2 separate regions of the Homo sapiens genome follow, and region 2 is linked to region 1. Evidence: read pairs that join two places in POLR2A ChIA-PET (ENCODE). Cell type or tissue: PC-3. All regions are shown on one strand. Each heading gives the region's core, and the rest is flanking DNA. Links, peaks and the distances in the headings are about the cores only.

Region 1 (2,911 bases), core at 159-2,658:
CTCAGTGTAACCTGTGCCTCCTGGGTCCAAGCGGTTCTCGTGCTTCAGCCTCCCGAGTAGCTGGGGGATCACAGGCATGTGCCACCACACCAGGCTAACTTTTGTATTTTTGGTAGAGCTGGGGTTTCCCCATGTTGGCCAGGCTGGTTTTGAACTCCTGACCTCAAGCAATCTGCCCACCTTGGCCTCCCAAAGTGCTGAGATTACAGGTGTGAGCCACTGTGTCCAGCCTGTATCTTTCTTTAGGACTGTCCCCTACCTCCTTTACTCTCTAACAGATTTCTGCTTATCCTGGTGAATCCTATTTAAGGGAGATGGAAACAAACCTGGAGGTTGATTACAAACTGCAGAGGCTGAGAAGGGCAGCTTGCTGGCTTTCAGCCAGTACTCTCTCTTGGCTAAGGGATATGGGACTTTATGTGTACATAGGCAGCAAGGCCAGCCTCAGAAGGAGGGGCCAGGCTTCCTGCAGTTTCACAGCCACCACTCCAACCTGGGTCTCATGTCTGTGTCCTTTGTTGTAGGAAGGAGGGTGATTCAGAGTTCATGAATATCATTGCCAATGAGATTGGGTCAGAGGTAAGAGGAGCATGAGATTCTCTACCCCGGCCTGGATAGAGACCTAGGGAGACATAAGTGAGGGGCGCTAGTTTAGCCAAAGTCCCTCCACATGAACACATGAGGAGGAGGAAATAGCCATTCATTCAATACTGTTTTCTTAGTACTAGCTATATGCCAAGCTCTGTTTTAGGTGTTGAGCTAGATCTATGTTATTGCTCTCTCTGGGGCTGTGATGTTTATTAGCTTCTGAGCTCCTTTCATCAGAGCTCTAGCTCCTCAAAGCCATTCAGGTTTATGTGTGCTGGGGATCCAATATTAGAAATATATCAGTGGGCTGGTCGCGGTGGCTCACGCATGTAATCCCAGCACTTTGGGAGGCCAAGGTGGGTGGATCACTTAAGATCAGGAGACCAGCCTAGCCAACATGGTGAAACCCCATCTCTACTAAAAATAGAAAAATCAGGCCAGGCATGGTGGCTCACGCCTGTAATTCCAGCACTTTGGGAGGCTGAGGCGGGTGGATTGCCTCAGCTCAGGAGTTCGAGACCACCCTGGGCAACATGGTAAAACCCTATCTCTACTAAAATACAAAAAATTAGCTAGGCGTGGTGGCATGCGCCTGTAATCCCAGCTACTCGGGAGGCTGAGGCATGAGAATCTCTTGAGCCTGGTAGGCAGAGGTTGCAGTGAGCTGAGATTGTGCCACAGCACTCTAGCATGGGCTACAGAGTGAGATTCTGTCTCAAAACAGAAGACAAAAATTTGCTGGGTGTGGTGGCAGGTGCCTGTAGACCCAGCTACTTGGGAGGTTGAGGCAGGAGAATTGCTTGAACCCTGGAGGCTGAGGTTGCAGTGAGCCGAGATTGCGCCACTGCACTCCAGCCTGGGCAACACAGACTGTCTCCAAAAAAAAAAAAAAAAAGTAAATACAGGAGTGGGCAAGCCCCTTTGAAAGCCATCCCCGTCCATTTTCCTCTTCCTCTGGCTTTACTTACTCTTCCCACTCCTGATGGTCTCTAGCCTAGAGATTTCCAGGTCTTTTGTTTGTTTGTTTGTTTGTTTGTTTTTTTCAGAGACAGAGTCTTGCTCTGTCACCCAGGCTGGAGTACAGTGGCGTGATTATGGCTCACTGCAGTCTTGAACTCCTGGGCTCAAGCAGTCCTCCCACGTCAGCCTCCTGAGTAGTTGGGACTGCAAGCATGAGCCACCATGCCCCACTATCTCTTTTGTATTTACTCCAGAACCCTTCTTTGGAATGCCTACTGTGGGTAAAGCGTTGTGTATCTCTCTTTTCATAATTCTTCTGTATAGACAGAACTGATTCTCAAGAAGCTCATATTCTAGTCTGGGAGACAAATATGTATGTCGACATTTATAATTCAGAATGATAGAGTGATGAATGCTAGAGGTGGAGGAGCACATTACCTGAAGGATAGGGAGGTTTCAGGGGAGGGGCCCTTGAAGACTGCTTAGAGGTCATCAGACAGACAAGGGGCAGAGGCGGCCAGGCAGAGGGAAACCTGGTGGTTTAGGCAGTGGCAGGGAAAGGATGTGTGGTGGGGAAAAGTTTGCAAGAGTGAAACCATGAAAGGCATTTTCTGCTTAGCCAGGATCAGCAGTCTTCTGCTGCCTTCTTAATGTTTCACCTAAGTTCCCATAGTTGCTCTCAAAAAGTTTCTTGGCCCTCGTGGGCCAGTGTGGAGGGGCTGTATCATCATTCATCAGGAGCGTCACTTGGTGGTTTAGGGGGAAATAATCTATTCTTAAGATTGAAGAGAGTGCAGGATTTGGGGGGTTGACTCTACATCCTTCAGTATCAGAGCTTATCTCCTTGTCTTACCTCCTAGGAGACCCTCCTGTTCTTAACTGTGGGCGATGAGAAAGGTGGTGGACTCTTCTTACTGGCAGGGCCACCTGCGTCTGTGGAGACCCTGGGGCCCAGGTAATTCTTTGTGGACTCTCTTGCACATGTAGTAGAGCCTGTATCCTACAAATACATTCCTTTACTGAGTCAAAGGACCATCACATCTGCGATCTCATTTAATTCACATCATGGGCATGTGAGGTGGGCTGAGCAGAGATAATTATTACTACTGTCATTTCCAGTTTGACAGTTGAAGGTCTTTTGGCTCCACATCTCACATGTATGTTTTTGTTTTTGTTTTTATGAAATGTGTTTGTTTTTGTTTTTTGAGATGGAGTCTTAGTCTGTTGCCCAGCCTGGAGAGCCCAGGCTACTCAGCTCACTGCAGCCACCACCTCCCAGGTTTAAGCAATTTTCCTGCCTCAGCCACTCAAGTAGCTGGGATTACAGGTGCACATAACCATACCCGTCCAATTTTTTGTATTT
Region 2 (2,911 bases), core at 139-2,638, 58 kb before region 1:
CAGGTTCAAGCAATTCGGACTCAGCCTCCCAAGTAGCTGGGATTACAGGCATGTGCCACCAAACCCAGCTAATTTTTGTATTTTTAGTAGAGACGGGGTTTCACCCTGTTGGCCAGGCTGGTCTCAAACTGACCTCAGGTGATCCACCAGCCTCGGCCTCCCAAAGTGCTGGGATTACAGGCGTGAGCCACTGCGCCCGGCCTAATTTTTGTATTTTTAGTAGAGATGGGATTTCACTGTGTTGGCCAGGCTGGTCTCAAACTCCTGACCTGAGGTGATCAGGCCCCCTTGGCCTACCAAAGTGCTGGGTTTACAGGTGTGAGCCACCGCACCCGGCCTCGCCAGCTCGTTTTTACCAAACAACACCAGATCTCCCACCTTACCTTGTCTTTGGGGGAGTCCCCGAGCTCCTTTCTCAGCTGCTGCAGGTCCCACAGCCTCATCTTGAGTCTGGCCTGCTCCTCCTGAAGGGCGTGGAGGGCCTGTTGGGGCAGAAGGAAACAACAAGACTTCTACCCGCCCTTCCAGAGAATCAACAAGCCCAGGGGAAGTGGGGCCTATTCTGGACGCTCCAAAAGCAGAGTTGATGCTAAGCTCAAGAACAACCCAACCCCTTTGTGCTGCCCTGGGCTGGTCTTGGCCCCCTCCACCCAGGGCTTGGCTGGCCTCATCTCAGCTGCTCTTGAAAGGGCAGGAGCCTTTGCAGCGTCCATGACTTGTTCGTGACCACAGATCTAGAGTTCAACAAACACTGATTAAGCTCCTGCTAGAAAGTGCTCGGCACTGACACAGGCAGTGGAAGATAAGGGTACGACCCTCAGGCCTGCCAAACAGTGCTCAAGAGTACATGATCACATGACTGACTGTGAAGGGCAGCCGGAATTTGGAAGAGGGACAATCCCAAAGGGGTTAACCCAATTAGGGACACCTCCAAGAGGAGGGGAGACTAGTTGCAAAATGTCATACAGTCATATTCTTAACTAACGTTTACTAAGTACTTACTATATGCCAGGCACTGTGCTAAGCCCGTCTGATGAATTATTTCATTCAATTCTTAGAACAACAGGGTATCTAAGATAGATATCCTGTGATCCTTATTTTATTGATTTATTTTTTTAATTTTTATTTATTTATTTATTTTTGAGACAGAGTCTTGCTCTGTCTCCCAGGCTGGGGTGCAGTGGCGCGATCTTGGCTCACTGCAGCCTCCACCTCCCAGGATCAAGTAATTCTCCTGCCTCAGCCTCCCAAGTAGCTGGGATTACAGGCACCCACCACCACACCTGGCTCATTTTTGTATTTTTAGTAGAAACAGGTTTTCACCATGTTGGCCAGGTTGGTCTCAAACTCCTGACCTCAGATGATCTGCCCGCCTCGGCCTCCTAAAGTGCTAGGATTACAGGTGTAAGCCACAATGCCTGGCCAATCCTTATTTTATAGATGAGGAAATTAAAGCTCAGAGAGGTTAAATGACTTGCCCAAAGTCATTTGGCCCTAGGCTGTCTGACTCCAGAGCCCACCCACTAACCTGTGCTTTACAGTGAAGAAATGAAGCCCAGAGTGGGGAGGTAGTTTACCCATCAATTCTAGCTTGTCCCTGGACTGTCACACTTTCCACTGTACACCAAGTAACCTTTTAGGCTGGGTGTGATCTGGAATGGGTCCAGAGAGAGAACTGACATCACAGGCAGGGAAGTGACACCAGGGATACCAATAAATGCACCTTTGTTTGTGGAATAGAGCAGAGTTCACCCTGTGGTTAGGAATCCTGATAAAGAAGTTCAGCTCAGAGAAGCATGAGATCTCTTGGAAAGATAGGACTCTGTTCTGACCATCTCTGTATTCCTTGTGTCCAGCAAGATCTCCGGCACAAAATATGTGTCCGGTAAAACTGTGTTGAATGAAGAAATGAAGTGAATGAATGACGGTAAAGGAGCACATTACAGAGGACACCAAAGAAATTCAGTGTGAGTTTGTTCTATTTTTAGCAGAAGAATACTAGAGCTTGACCAAATTATGCTGGTTTATGAATAGTGAAAAAGATCATTAGTTATTCATATTTCTGTAACTCAGAGAGTGCTAACACAGTGCCTTTAAGGGCCAGTTGGATGACATTAATGAGTTAATAGAGCCATGTAGGATAACAGAGAGTGGTGGGGACTCTGACGCACTGGGAAGAGCATGTCCTTTCTAAAGTAAACTGCTTCTAGCCATAACAAAGTTTCCCCCCACAGCAAATCTACCCATGTTTTTGTTTTGTTTTGTTTTTTGAGACAAAGTCTCAATGCCACCCAGGCTGGAGTGCAATTGCTCCATTATGGCTCACTGCAGCCTCGACCTCCTGGAATCAATCAATCCTCTCATCTCAGCCTCCTGAGTACAGGCGTGTGCCATCATGCCAGCTATTTTTTTTTTTTCTTCTTTTTGGGACGGAGTCTCACCCTGTCGCCCAGGCTGGAGTGCAGTGGCGCGATCTCTGCTCACTGCAAGCTTCGCCTCCCAGTTCACTTCATTCTCCTGCCTCAGCCTCCCGATTAGCTGGGACTACAGGTGCCCGCCACCACGCCTGGCTAATTTTTTTGTATTTTTAGTAGAGACGGGGTTTCACCGTGTTAGCCAGGATGGTCTCGATCTCCTGACTTCATGATCTGCCCGTCTTAGCCTCCCAAAGTGCTGGGATTACAGGTGTGAGACACCGCGCCCAGCCCTCTATTTTTTTTTCTTTTCTGAGACGGAGTCTCCCTCTGTTGCCTAGGCTGGAGTGCAGTGGCGCAATATCGGCTCGCTGCAAACTCCACCTCCCGGATTCAACAGATTCTCCTGCCTCAGCCTCCCAAGTAGCTGGGATTACAGGCACCTGCCACCACTCCTGGCTAATTTTTTTTATTTTTTATTTATTTATTTATTTTGA

What was found. Peaks named below come from ENCODE experiments on the same cell type or tissue, not always from the same donor. Only the 100,000 strongest peaks of a DNase experiment are listed, where the experiment ranks them.
Region 2: POLR2A ChIA-PET joins it to region 1 with 16 read pairs; 28 of 35 experiments call an interaction of 5 or more read pairs at or near these places.

The regions. Positions count from the first base shown.
Region 1 is chr17:42,951,392-42,954,302 of GRCh38, reverse strand. It overlaps PTGES3L-AARSD1 (PTGES3L-AARSD1 readthrough), which reads left to right. Exons shown (of 17, transcript NM_001136042.2): 15 at 525-579; 16 at 2,409-2,503. AARSD1 (alanyl-tRNA synthetase domain containing 1) reads left to right here. Exons shown (of 12, transcript NM_001261434.2): 10 at 525-579; 11 at 2,409-2,503. Among named protein-coding and RNA genes, the nearest start is that of AARSD1, 12 kb to the left of the region's middle. In PC-3, for the core only: no CTCF peak of the experiment used is centred there; no DNase peak of the experiment used is centred there.
Region 2 is chr17:43,009,750-43,012,660 of GRCh38, reverse strand. IFI35 (interferon induced protein 35) reads right to left here. Exons shown (of 7, transcript NM_001330230.2): 2 at 384-482. Among named protein-coding and RNA genes, the nearest start is that of IFI35, 4.4 kb to the right of the region's middle. In PC-3, for the core only: no CTCF peak of the experiment used is centred there; a DNase peak (open chromatin) is centred at 1,680; H3K4me3 peaks cover 500 bases; H3K27ac peaks cover 2,154 bases.